Regions from separate parts of the Homo sapiens genome. Here region 1 is linked to region 2. Evidence: chromatin loops called from intact Hi-C (ENCODE). Cell type or tissue: CD4-positive, alpha-beta T cell. All regions are shown on one strand. Links, peaks and the distances in the headings refer to the core of each region. The heading gives the core; the rest is flanking DNA.

Region 1 (5,000 bases), core at 1-5,000, 470 kb after region 2:
ACCTTAAGAGACATTTAATGTATCCTTTGGAATTCACTCCAAACTGCAGGTCCACAACTCATTTAAACATTTAAGTATAGATGGGGATGTGCAAAGATGGATGGGGATCATGTCCTGCTGGATTAATCAATTTAGTTTTGAATCCTTGAAAGACTTGCTTTCTCTCTAGAGAACAAAGCACTGATCTCTACTTGTTTGCCTAGTACTTGCATCACTTTTCATACCACACAATTTGGGAAGCATGTTAGAGCACATAGTGCGTTGTTGTTGTTGTTGTTGTTAAGACGGAGTGGCGCTCCCTCTCTCATCAGGCCAGAGTGCAGTGGCGCGATCTCGGCTCACTGCAACCTCCGCCTCCCGGGTTCAAGCGATTCTCCTGCCTCAGCCTCCCGAGTAGCTGGGACTACAGGCACGCACCACCACGCCCAGCTAATTTTTGTATTTTTAGTAGAGACAGGGTTTCACCATGTTGGCCAGGATAGTCTCGATCTCCTGACCTCGTGATCCGCCCGTCTCGGCCTCCCAAAGTGCTGGGATTACAGGCGTGAGCCACTGCACCCGGCCAGGGCGTTTTATTATAATTTGTTTGGGCCTTGGTAGAAAGCAATCTAAAATGGAATTCAGGGCAAGGATCTTCCCTGAGAGCTCATTTCTCTTCACTTCCAAAAAGATTCATTTAAAAGTTCAAAAATATTACCCACGTCAAACACTTAAAAGCTTACATTTCAAATGTGATACTAATTTATGCTATACATGTTTAAGAGTACTTTAAATCATCCAAATGAGAAAAAAGTTTTTCTGTTGACTTTCTCTTTATACAACTGTACTAGGCAAGGGAAGACCCCCCAGCATTAATTCTAGTTAAATGAATGTCCAAGAAATCAGAGTCTGAATTTAAGTATAAAAGGCATAGCATTGATGGATAATCCTTAATAAAACATAAATTATCTCGAAATAGCTGTTATAGTGCACCTCATTCAGGAAAGTATAAATTTATCAAAAACGGTGACAAGAAAAAGCTCAAAGTTCAAATTACTATGAAATCCACTCCCATTCATAAAATATCAAAATCTTGACAATATTTAAGGTAAAATACGTTATTTACCAAAAATAAAAATCCAATATGTTTAACAGACTTCATTTTTTAAGAACATACTTCCCCTCCCCTCCCCGACCCCCTTCTCTTGGTTTATGTATTTAATATACATGTATTAATTAAGAAGACTAGTCTAAGTCACTTCCACACCAGATAGAGGTCTACAACAGGAATCTGATATATTTTTTTCTTATTTCAAATAGAAAAAAAAGCTCTTGGAGACAGAGACGTTTTCCCTTAGCCAGTGGAAAGATGGGAAGAGAGGGGGCCCCGTGGGGCAGGCAGGCAGGCAGGTCAAAGGCCTCTGGCCTAACAGAGGGCGGCGGTAACACCGAGTCATCCCGGACCGGGAAGAAGCCTTGTACCCAGGCTTCCTGACTTCTGCACACACAGGAGATCGGAGTCAGCTGGAGGAGAAAGTAAAATCACATCCCAGAACCGGCATGAGGTCAAAGCCAGTCAAACCTTGGGCCCGGAGGCTCACTACGCGGCGCGTCCTCGGGGCACCCCCAGACCTTCGCGCCCCGCTCCCGCCCGTGGAGGCACAGAAACTCCAGGGGCGCAGAGCGGACAAAGGCGCCGGGCAGCGGGAGCGAGGCGGGGCAGAGGCCCGGGGCGCGGCCGGGCGCGCAGAAGCTGGGGTTCCCGCCGCTGTGCGCGGGCGGGACGGTCTGCAGGGACATGGACCGGGCGGGTGACGGGACGCGGGCCAGCTGGCTGCTCGAGGCGCGGCCGGCTGAGGCTGTGCACGGGGGCGTTCGGGGGCGTTTGGGCAAGTGGGACCCCGCCCGGGGTGGGAAGCCGCGGCGGGAGCCGGCTGGCTGTGAGCGGTACCGCCCCATGCCGCACTTCCCGCCCCGCGGTGGGCACCCGAGCCCCCTCGGCGTCTCGCTCACCTCCACAGGGCCGCGGCTGCCCTCGCAGCGCCTCTGTTACCTGCAGTGGTCGGCACCGCCCGCGCTCGCGCCCTGAAGCTGCCGCTACCGAGCCCGCAACCCCGTCCGCAGCGCCTCACACCCCGCCCCCGCCCGCTTGCAGGCGGCTGCGGAGACTAGCGCCGAGGGGTGGGGGAGCCGCCGAGCCGACGCCGCCCGGCCAATCGCGGGCCAGCGCCGCAGCGGCGGAGCCAATGAGCGCCGAGCCCCTGCCGGGCGGGAGGGCACCGGAGGGGCGGCGGCGGCTGACTGTCGCCTTGCCTTGCCTGCTGCTTCTCCTTCCTCCTCTGGCATACACTCCCAGGCTTGTCGCAGTGCAGCGTCCCCACCCTCCCAGCGTCTTGTCTCTTAGCAACCAGATCCTAGGAGCCTGATCTTAGGTGACCAACCCTGAGTCCAGAAGAAAGGGGGATATACAGGAGATAAAAGATTAAAGAATGGATGAAATTGTTCTTGGTGCAGATCATTTGGTACACCGCTTAGGTAGAGCGGAAAGATCGCATGATGAGGGACACCGAAAGTATCTTTTAGACCAAGGTCTTTGGGTAAGGACCTGAAGTGTCTTTACCAGGAGGTAGCTCTTTAAAAATGTAAATAGCTCTGGATTACAAATTCGGTTTTCATACATTAATAGGGTGTGTGTGTGTGTGTGTGTGTGTGTGTGTGTGTGTTATTGTGAGGAACACTACTATTGGGCATCTAGTAAAATGCAAACGGCTCAATATTGTAGGGTAACTGCTACATGTCAACATTTCTATCTAATTTCCACTTGGTCTATTCTGAGAACCAAAATTAAATGTTAGGATTAGAAAGAACAGAAAAAGTAAAGCCTTAACCAAATGAATAATTACTACGAGATCTGATGATTAAGTAGAGATTAAGTGGTTCACTGTACAGAATGTCAGGAGTTTTTACCAATTGTATCATCCTGTGACTTTCTGCAGATCTTTTACGATTTTTGTTCCACAAAGACATTAAAGTGGCTGGGTGCGGTGGCTCACACCTGTAATCCCATAATCCCAGCATTTAGGGAGACCAAGACGAGAGGATTGCTTGAGCACAGCCTGAACAACAAAGTGAAACCCTGTCTCTACCAAAAAAAAAAAAAAGTTGTTTTTTTTTTAAGTTAGCTGGGCGTGGTGGCCCCAATGAGCTATGTTTGCACCACTGCACTCCAAGCTGGGCAACAGAGTGAGACCCTGTCAAAAATAAAAATAAAAATAAAGTTAGGCAAGTGTCGTATCATAAGATGTTAGGTTAAGTCAGGTAAATTCTTTTTTTATTTTTTTGAGATGGAGTCTTGCTCTGTTGCCCAGGCTGGAGTGCAGTGGCACCGTCTGGGCTCACTGCAACCTCCACCTCCCTTCAAGCGATTCTCCTACCACAGCCTCCTGAGTAACTGGGATTTACAGGCGCATGCCACCATGTCCAGCTAATTTTTTGTATTTTTAGTAGAGATGGGGTTTCACCATGTTGGTCTTGAACTCCTGACCTCAGGTGATCTGCCCGCCTCGGCCTCCCAAAGTGCTGGGATTACAGGCGTGAGCCACCATGCCCAGCCAGGTAAATTATTATTATTTTTTTTTTGGAGACAGAGTTTCGGTCTTGTCACCCAGGCTGGAGTGCAATGGCGCGATCTTGGCTCACTGCAACCTCCGCCTCCCTGGTTCAAGTGATTCTCCTGCCTCAGCCTCCCGAGTAGCTGGGATTACAGGCGTGTGCCACCACACCCGGCTAATTTTTGTGTTTTTAGTAGAAATGGGGTTTCACCATGTTAGCCAGGCTGGTCTTGAACTCCTGACCTCAGGTGATCTGCCCACCTCAGCCTCCCAAAGTGCTGGGATTACAGGTGTGAGCCACCACACCCAGCCCCAGCCAGGTAAATTCTTAAACAGAAACTGCTTGCCCTCTACTTCCCCTCTTTCTTCTTTCATATAGGCTGGTACTTAGTTGTGATGGTGGTACTTTACAACCATGAAAACAAGAATAATGCATAAGGGGCTGGGCATAGTTAGCTCACGCTGTAATCCCAGAACTTTGGGAGGCTGAGGCAGGAGGATCACTTGAGGTTAGGAGTTCGAGACCAGACTGGTGAAACCTCATGTCTACTAAAAATACAAATATTAGTCAGGCGTGGTGGCGGGTGCCTGTAATACCAGCTACTCCAAGGCTGATGGGGGAAAATCACTTGAACCTGAGAGGCAGAGGTTGCAGTGAGCCGAGATGGTGCCACTGCACTCCAGCCTGGGCTACAGAGCGAGATTCCATCTCAAAAACGACAAACAAAGAATAACACATAAGGGACTGTAGAACACAATATAGCAGGAACCTGGGCCCTGAATTACCTTCTGAAGCAGAGTACCTCTGGTCTGTTCCATGAGAGAAAAATGTTTATCTTAACTACTGTATTTTTTAGTCTCTTTGTTACAGTGGCTTAGTGTATTCCCTAGAAGAGAAAGTTGGTTCCTGAAAGTGGTGTGCCACCTACCATAACAAAGATCTAAGATATATATGGCATTGGTTAGCAGGTGGAAACATATTGCAGGCCAGAAGGCTAGTGACTGTTCCCAAATGTATTGGGGAAAAATGTCACCCATATTAACTTGGAAGGCAGATCATCAAGCCCATATATAGCTCTGAGGAAAGCATCTAGAAAAGGCCAGAATGTGAGTTTGTGTTGGCTACCATTCCTTGCTTTTAGCAAGGTTCAACAAAAAGACACTAAGTCAGTTAACCAGTTTGCTAGCCTGGACAACGTGGTGAAACCCTGTTGCTACAGAAAATACAAAAATTAACCAGGTGTGGTGGCGTGTGCCTGTAGTCCAGTTACTCGGGAGGCTGAAGCAGGAGAATCATTTGAGCCTGGGAGGCTGGGGCTGCAGTGAGCTGCAATGAGCTGCAATTATGCCACTGCAATCTAGCCTGAGTGACAGAGCAAGACCCTGTTTCAACAAACAAACACTAGTTTG
Region 2 (8,003 bases), core at 2,531-7,530:
TAGGTTTTTTGGTTTTTTTTCTGATTTTTCTTTTTTTTTAAATTTTCGTTTATTTTTCACATTTTTCCATGACTCCATATATAATTTTTCTTTTTTTTAAAGACAGTCTTGCTCTGCTGCCCAGGCTGGAGTGCAGTGGCTTGATCACAGCTCATTGTAGCCTGAATCCTGGGCTCACGGGATCCTCCTGCCTAAGCCTCTTGAGTAGCTAAGACACAGATATGTGTCATCATGCCTGGGTTAATTTTTTTAGTTTTGTAGAGCCAAACTCTCATTTATGTTGCCCAGGCTGGTCTTGAACTCCTGGCCTCAAGTGATTCTCCCACAGTAGTCTCCCAAAGCACTGGTATTCCAGGCGTGCACTACCACGTCTGGCTAATTTTTTGTATTTTTGTAGAGATGGGATTTCGCCATGTTGGCCAGGCTGGTCTCAAACTCCTGACCTCAAGTAATCTGCCCGCCTCAGCCTCCCAAAGTGCTAGGATTACAGGCATGAGCCACCTCGCCCAGCTCATTTTATTTTTATTTATTTATTTATTTTGAGATGGAGTCTCACTCTGTCACCAGGCTGGAGTGCAGTGGCATGATCTCGGCTCACTGCATCCTCTGACTCCCTGGTTCAAGCGATTCTCCTGCCTCAGCGTCCCGAGTAGCTGGGATTACAGGCATGTACCATCACGCCCAGCTAATTTTTGTATTTTTAGTAGAGATGGGGTTTCACCATGTTGGCCCAGATGGTCTCGATCTCCTGACCTTGTGATCCACCTGCTTTGACCTCCCAAAGGCTGGGATTACAGGCATCAGCCACCACCATGCCTGGCCCATAATGAGATGTTTTTGTGCAAGAAAGAAATGGCATATCTTTTCAATCCACAGATACCAACTTTAGTTTCCCTACTCTATTTTGCTTCTTATATATTGCAACGGACAGAATATTTGTGTCCCCTGAAAATCAGTATGTTGAAATCCTAAACCCTAATGTGATGGTATGAGGAGATAAGGCCTTTGGGAGTCAGTAGATAACGAGGGTAGGGTCCTCATGAATGAAATTAGCGTTCTTATAAAAGACACCCCAGAAAGCTCTCTAGCCTTTTTTCCCCCTTCACAAGAGAGTACAGGAAGAAGTCACCGGTCTGCAACCCGAAGAGGGCCTTTGCCAGAACCTAAACCATGCTGACGCCCTGGCCTCAGACTTCCAGCCTCCAGTACTGTGAGAAATAAATGTTGTTTAAGCCACCCAGACTATGGTACTTTGTTACAGCAGCCTAAACTGACTGTTACAGCAGACCTATAACCCTATCTCATTATTTTTATTTTTGGCCTAGAAGTACTTCAACCAAAACAGCTATAGCTTCCTCTGTCCTGTCTGAGAATGGTCCAAGTTAAGTGATACACTTCTCTCATTTCTCCATGAGTAAGAGATTCTTGGGACCCATTGTTCAATGTCACCTCATAGAAGAACTGTACAGATTTCTCAGACTATCAAACTGTAACTCCTAGATTTAGCAGCCTTGTCACCTACTTTTTCACTATGTTCTCAAAAGGTAGCAACTCACCTGCAGGCAACTGCTGATTCTGCTCCTGATTGATTTGAGGCTTCACAGACTCTACGTAGATTATTCACTGGGGTCTTAACATCACAGACAGAATACTCATAATTTTCCATAAATATTCTCCACACTAAATTGAGCTTGATGGAAATAGGGGTGCAACCCATACTTTATCTTCCCAGGTCAATTTTTTCTTGAAATGAGTATCCTGACTGGGCAAGGTGGCTCAGGCCTATAATCCCAGCACTTTGGGAGGCTGAGGCAGGAGGATCACTCGCCTACAGGAGTTTGAGATCAGCCTGGGTAACATGGCAAAACCCCTTTCTACAAAAAAAAAAAAAAAATATATATATATATATATATATATACACACACACATATATTTACATTTATATGTATATATTTACATATATATGTATTACATATATGTATATATTTATAATGTATAATATATATTATATATATATATATTTATTTACAAAAAACTAGCTAGGCATGGTGGCATGCATCTACAGTTCCAGCTGCTCAGATGGCTGAGTCAGGGAGGATCCTTTCAGCCTGGGAGAGACACAGTGAGATACTTTTTCCAAAAAAAAAAAAAAAAAAAGATCCTTTCTCTCTCACCCTGTTTTAGCATCATACACAATCACACTTTTGTCAGAGTTAGATTGGTAATTTTTTTTGAGACAGTGTCTCACTCTGTCACCCAGGCTGGAGTGTACAGTCTGCATGATGGCATCATCACAGCTCATGCAGCCTCAACCTCTCAGGCTCAAGTGATCCTTTCACCTCAGCCTCCCGAGTAGTTGGGACTACAGGCGCATGCCACCATGCCCAGCTAATTATTGTATTTTTGGTAGAGACCAGGTTTTGCCATGTTGCCCAGGCTGGTCTTGAACTTCTGGGCTCAAGTGATCCTCCCACCTTTGCCTCCCAAAATGCTGGGATTACAGGCCTATGGTAAAATTGATTTTGTTATATGTCCTTGTAGGTTTTTTTTATTGTTGTTTGTTTGTTTTGAGAACGAGTCCCGTTCTGTTGCCCAGGCTGGACTGCAGTAGCGTGATCTCCGCTCACTGCAGCCTCTGCCTCCCGGGTTCCAGCCATTCTCCCCGCTTAGCCTCCCGAGTAGCTGGGATTACAAGTGCCCACCACCACGCCAGGTTAATTTTTGTATCTTCAGTAGAGAGGGGTTTCACCATGTGGCCAGGCTGGTCTCGAACTCCTGACCTCAAGTGATCTGCCTGCCTCGGCCTCCCAAAGTGCTGGGATTAAAGGCATGAACCACCATGCCTGGCCTATCCTTGTGTTTAAAGTCGCAGTTTCCAAGATCCTCTCCATGACCATGTTAAGTGAGGATTTACTGTATTTGCATATACTGTATTTGTAAACTTCCCGTTACTTTCATCTCTAGATTGCTTATAATACCTTATACGATGTAAACTTTAAATCATCTCTACATTGCTTATAATGCCTTATACAATGTAAATGCTATGTAAATATACTGCATTGCGTTTTATTTTGTATTATTTTTATTGTTGTTGTTGTTTTTTAATGTTTTCCACCCAGGGCTGGTTGAAACTGAGGATGGGGAACCCAGGATACAGAGGGCCCACTGCACATCATATATCATACATAGTACATTATATATGTATTATATATGTATATAAAATGGCTTGATATTATTCATTTATGTAATGAATAAAAACTTAGGTCTGAAAATCATCCAAAATAATTCTGGTACATCTAAACATTGAGTTGTTGCGTTTTTCTTTATTGGAGGGGGAGTTAGAATAAGTGGTGCTTTGAGGTTAGCCATAGTCCATCGTGGATGAACATTTGCTAAAGAAAATTGTTATTAATTCAATAAATCATTTATCTACCTCTTGGTGGCACAAAGGGCCTAGTAAATTTTGGTGGGCTATTTGCTCTTAAGCAAAGAACAATCTGTAAAGCTGATTTGGAGGACGCTTGGGAACAAACGAGAGGCAACCACGTGAAAGGCAACGTGCATGTGACTTTCACAGAAAATACTATTTGATGATGATTTAGTACGTGAAGTGCAGCTAGGGTAAAAGGAAAATCTGAGTGTTGCAGATCAAGGGCACCAGGTGGGACGCAGTTGGCATGCAAGCTCAGCCAGCCAAAACATGCGCTGTCAAACCAATCACTTGGGATTACAATGTTTTGGTTTTCAGGAAAGGTTGCTTGTTGAAGCAGCCAAATTCCAGCCTGGAGAGACAGAGTTGAAATTTTAAGGAGACTTTCCCAAGAAGTATTTCGATATCTTTTCCGACACCCTGAGAAGATCACGAGGCGCCAAGAATGCACGCCCTGCGCCTCACCCCAACCCCTCTCTCAGCTACCTGGCCCCAAAACCAGGCCTCTAAAATGGATTAGAGAGGTCTGGGGCCTAAAATTGGCCTCGGAAGCGTTCTTTTTCCCTCTTTTCTCCACCCCTTCCAGAGTTCAAAACTGGGTGTGCCCTCCCTTTTCCGAACGCAGCCCCCATCCGAAGGGCGGATCCTGATTCCCGCGGGCTCAGGCCCCCGCAGGTTGGCGGGAGCCGGTGGGGGCGGGCCGGCCGAGTCCGGGGGAAGCAAAGAGAACGCTGCCGCGCGCCCCGATCAAACTCGCGCCGCCACCAGCTCACGAGCTGCGCCCCACCCTCTCCGTCACCGAAGAGGCCCAGCCAATGAGCGGGCGAGAAAGGCCGGGCCTGCGAACTAGGCACCGGGAGGGAGAGGGCCGCAGGGGGAAGGGAAGTCGAGAGCTCGAGGGCGGGCTGCTCTTGATTGACAGCTCGTTCGAACGAATCCTCCACGCGGCTTTCCTTCGCTCTCTTTTCTACTCATCCCTGCTCTTCGTCCCACCTCCTCCTCCTCCACCCCTCTCCTCTTGCCTTTCGACCCTCCCCACTTCCCCTCCCCCACTCTGCGGGCAAATCGCTGCTGAAAAGAGGTAGGGGCCGAAGCGGCGGGCTCGTGTGGAGCCGTGAGGCGGGATTGACTGGCGCTCGGGCCAATGAGAGATAGGCTCATGGCGCGGCTGTAGCTGGAACTGACCAATAGGAGGGCGGGCTGGGGGCGGAGGCCCAGGTTCCAAACGCTCCGCGGCGCCATGGGCTGAAAACTCAACCGAGATGGAATCTCCCAGTCTGAACCGGTTTCAACCGGTTCCGAGTTTGAGGCACTAGGAGGAGGGGGAGAAGCGGCTGCAGCGGCCGCGGCAGGAGCAGCGGGAGCTACAGCATCAGCAAGAGCAACAGTAGCTACAGCCCCGGCGGCGGTGCCTGTTCCAGTCTTTGCTGCTGCAGTCCGTGCAACCACCCAGAGGGGGAGGGGGGAACCACCAGTCGCTGAGGAACAAGAGAAGGGGGGAAAGTTTAGGCGAGCCTTGGGGGGGGGGGGGCCAGCGCCGGAGCCGCGTGAGAGAGGGAGCCGTGTTTTGGTAGGGGGGAGTCGGACTGCAACTGGCAGCAGAGCGTCTCCCCGGCCGTGTGGACTCTACACCCCCTACTCCTGCCGCTTCTGCTGCTGCCTGTGGCTGGAGGGTCCCCCTGGGGCTGAATCTTTGGGACTTGACCCCGTTCCCTCCCCCTTCCCTCACTCCCCAGCCGGGCGGGAGCATTTATTCCCCAGATTAATTCCCCTTTTGGGGGGGGGCGGGTGTGTGTGTGTGTGTGTGTGTGTGTGTGTGTTGGGGGAAGCGTCCCTGAAATAGTAAATATTATTGAGCTCTTTTTGCCCTTTTCCTGTCCGTTTTTTTAATTTCCTTTTTTGAGGTGGGAAAACTGAAACCCACCTTGATTCGTCCCCTCTCCCCCCTCCCCACCTTCCCTCGCCCTAATCCCCCAACGAGGAAGGAAGGAGCAGTTGGTTCAATCTCTGGGTAAGTCGACTGTGTCTTCGGGGCCGAGGGTCGGGCGGCGGCGCGGCCGGGCGGGCGGGAGGAGGCCGGCGTGGGGCGCGGCGGCGGCGGCCGCGGGAAGCGAGCCCGGGAGGCGGCGGGCGGGCCGGGGGCGCGGCGGGCCCACAGCGGAGCCTGCGATTGAATGGAGCCGCTTTTGCCGCTGGGGGATGGAGGCGGGGAGGCGGCCTCGGGAGGGGAGCGCTTGCTGGGTCATTCGCGTGTGCGGGTGGCGGTGGAGGAAGGCGAGGAGTGTGATAGTGAAGCGGGGCCCCGCGCGGGGTGGGAGGGGTTCCCCAGCCCCTGGGGCTGGGGAGAAGTTGGGGTGATTTCAGGAACATCTCTGTAAATTATTAGGAGTGGAAGTTTCCAGAAATATTTAGTGCAGCAGCATTGAAACGTCCGCCTGCATCACGTGGCCCCCTCGGTGGAGAGCTTGGGATGGGGGAGGGAGGGGCTGCCGACTCCCTGTTCCTCCAGCAAGGAAACTCGAAAGCTCTCCGGTTTTGCAGAGTGGCATGTGAAGTAGGAAAGATCAGTTTTTCAGGGGCCTGCACATGGGATTCCGTCTTGTAGTTCCTTTTCAGGGGTTTGAATGTGATAAGTTGGTTAAACCATTTACTGTTGGCCTTGTACAGTGGAGGATGCCCTGATTCTCCTTCATTCCGATGTCTGTGAGTTTGGGTTGGGTGGGAGGAAGTGGTGTAGTAGAGGAAGCATTCAGTACTGGCTCAGCCCGGACCTCCTCTGATCACGCCGAGGCCATGCTGCATAGAGAAAGGGGCGGTGAACTTAAGGCGCCTGGTCTAAATGCCTCCTCCGAGTAAGGGCGGGGTGAGTGCGTGCTCCTGTGTGCTATAGTTAGAAGGGCTGCAAATCGGTTCGGGTGGGAAGCGAGGGGAGGGCGGGCCCTAATGAGGTGTGTTTTTCCTGAATGAAGCGGGCGATTGCCCACACAACCTAAGGAGCAGTCTTTCGCCTTGTAGCGACTTGTTTTTCACCTAGTGTGAAGTTATTAAGCAACGGTTATGATTTTCTGGGTTTTGTTTAGGAATTGGCATTGGGTGTCACTTGTAGAGTCACATTATCCATTAAGCTGGATAATCCCTAGTGTATGTTATCCAGTGAGTGGATTTTAGGATTGAAGAGCCCAATGGGAATGAGCGTTCGTGGTTACACCTCTCGCACTATGGCTTGTTTGCTGTCTGATTGTATATCTTAAGTGTGGGACACTGCTGTTAGTGGAAAGAATGTTTTGGAAGCGGTTTGATTTGGGGGACTAAATGTGCTTGGCATTGACCACAAAGCCGCCATTTCTGTACTATGTACAGTTCAGGAATAGGTAGGTGATTTCGAAGATAGCCGCTAGTTCTAAGGATGGCAAACTACTGTATTTAAATCCTTCTATTCTAAATCTCGTTTTTCACATCAGTCTAGTTCGGAGAATTTTATAAGAACAGTGTATTTGAAAATGAAACTTGTAAGAGTCATTTTCTTAATCCTTTTTTGTTTTAGCATTCAACTATGGTAGTAAATAGGTGAAAAGTTTGTTCAATATTTAACCGAAATATTTGAAAACTTTTGATACATGGATCTTGGTGCTTTGTGGACATTGCTTTTAAGCCTCAAATAATTAAGATTGTTCTGATCTTTTAAATTTTATGGTACTTGAAGGTGGAGGAGAGTTTACACATTCATTTGTGGAATATATATTTCCTCTCAGTATTTAGATCTTAAGGTTTTTTTGTGGTGTGTAACAAGTATTCTGCTGTTTAAAAACGTTTGTTTAATGCCTACTACGAAACGTTTTGAAGTCTCATCAGTTTTGTCAATAATGGACCAATTCTTGAACTCCTAATTTCTTGAGTTTTACATTATTTTTACATCATATCAATCATAGGTGACTCATCTTTTGGAGTTCTAATCTGTTGTAACAGACGTTATATTTAAATAAGACAATTGCATTAAAATAGAATTTGCTGCCATTATTGTTATGGACATTTTTAAGCTGTTATAAAATAGCCAGGAATTAATGACTTTTTTTCCGCCCTGCCAAGCTAGTTTGTCTAAATATAATGTAAAGAAATTAGCTACTCATTTTCTGGTCCACGAAAGTTCCTAAAATGGGAAGAAGTGGAGATCTGACCTTGTTAGTTCTAAATACACTAAACTGGGAGTGCCATGGATGGCTTTCAGGATGTCCTGAATCCTCTATAATTGTATACAAAATCGTGAGTTTTTAAAAACTGGGTTAGAGCTATTGGTTCCTCAGAGTCTCAGGCATCTTAGACCCCCAAAAAGGTTAAGGACTACTGACTTAACCAATTAGGTTTGAGTGGCATTGGCTTTGAAGAAAAGCAGAGGAAAGATATATTTTATAATTCTGGGCAACAAAAAAGTGGATGTGTGCCAGCATCTTAGAGTAGAATCCTCTTAAAAGGATAGCACTGCATATGAACTAGTAGGTTTTAACCAGTGCATATTTAGGCGAAGTAGCTCATTTTTCTGTTAGAATTCTTTTTTATTTGGGAATGGGCAAGCTTT

What was found. Hi-C counts contacts between places; a loop is a spot of excess contacts. Peaks named below come from ENCODE experiments on the same cell type or tissue, not always from the same donor. Only the 100,000 strongest peaks of a DNase experiment are listed, where the experiment ranks them.
Region 1: a loop joins it to region 2, with 5 times the contacts of the local background. A loop is called at or near these places in 7 of 110 quality-filtered maps.

Annotation. Positions count from the first base shown.
Region 1 is chr2:61,063,020-61,068,019 of GRCh38, reverse strand. It overlaps SANBR (SANT and BTB domain regulator of CSR), which reads right to left and starts at 2,149. Exons shown (of 22, transcript NM_001129993.3): 1 at 1,993-2,149. RefSeq lists silencers at 1,550-1,609, 1,620-1,969, 2,000-2,369 and enhancers at 1,259-1,758, 1,759-2,260. In CD4-positive, alpha-beta T cell, for the core only: no CTCF peak of the experiment used is centred there; a DNase peak (open chromatin) is centred at 2,179; H3K4me3 peaks cover 1,664 bases; H3K27ac peaks cover 396 bases.
Region 2 is chr2:61,535,000-61,543,002 of GRCh38, reverse strand. It overlaps XPO1 (exportin 1), which reads left to right and starts at 4,647. Exons shown (of 25, transcript NM_003400.4): 1 at 4,647-5,441. RefSeq lists enhancers at 3,305-4,094, 4,663-4,922, 6,017-6,076, 6,797-6,856 and a silencer at 4,033-4,172. In CD4-positive, alpha-beta T cell, for the core only: no CTCF peak of the experiment used is centred there; DNase peaks (open chromatin) are centred at 3,632, 4,312, 4,562, 6,232 and 2 weaker places; H3K4me3 peaks cover 4,049 bases; H3K27ac peaks cover 3,805 bases.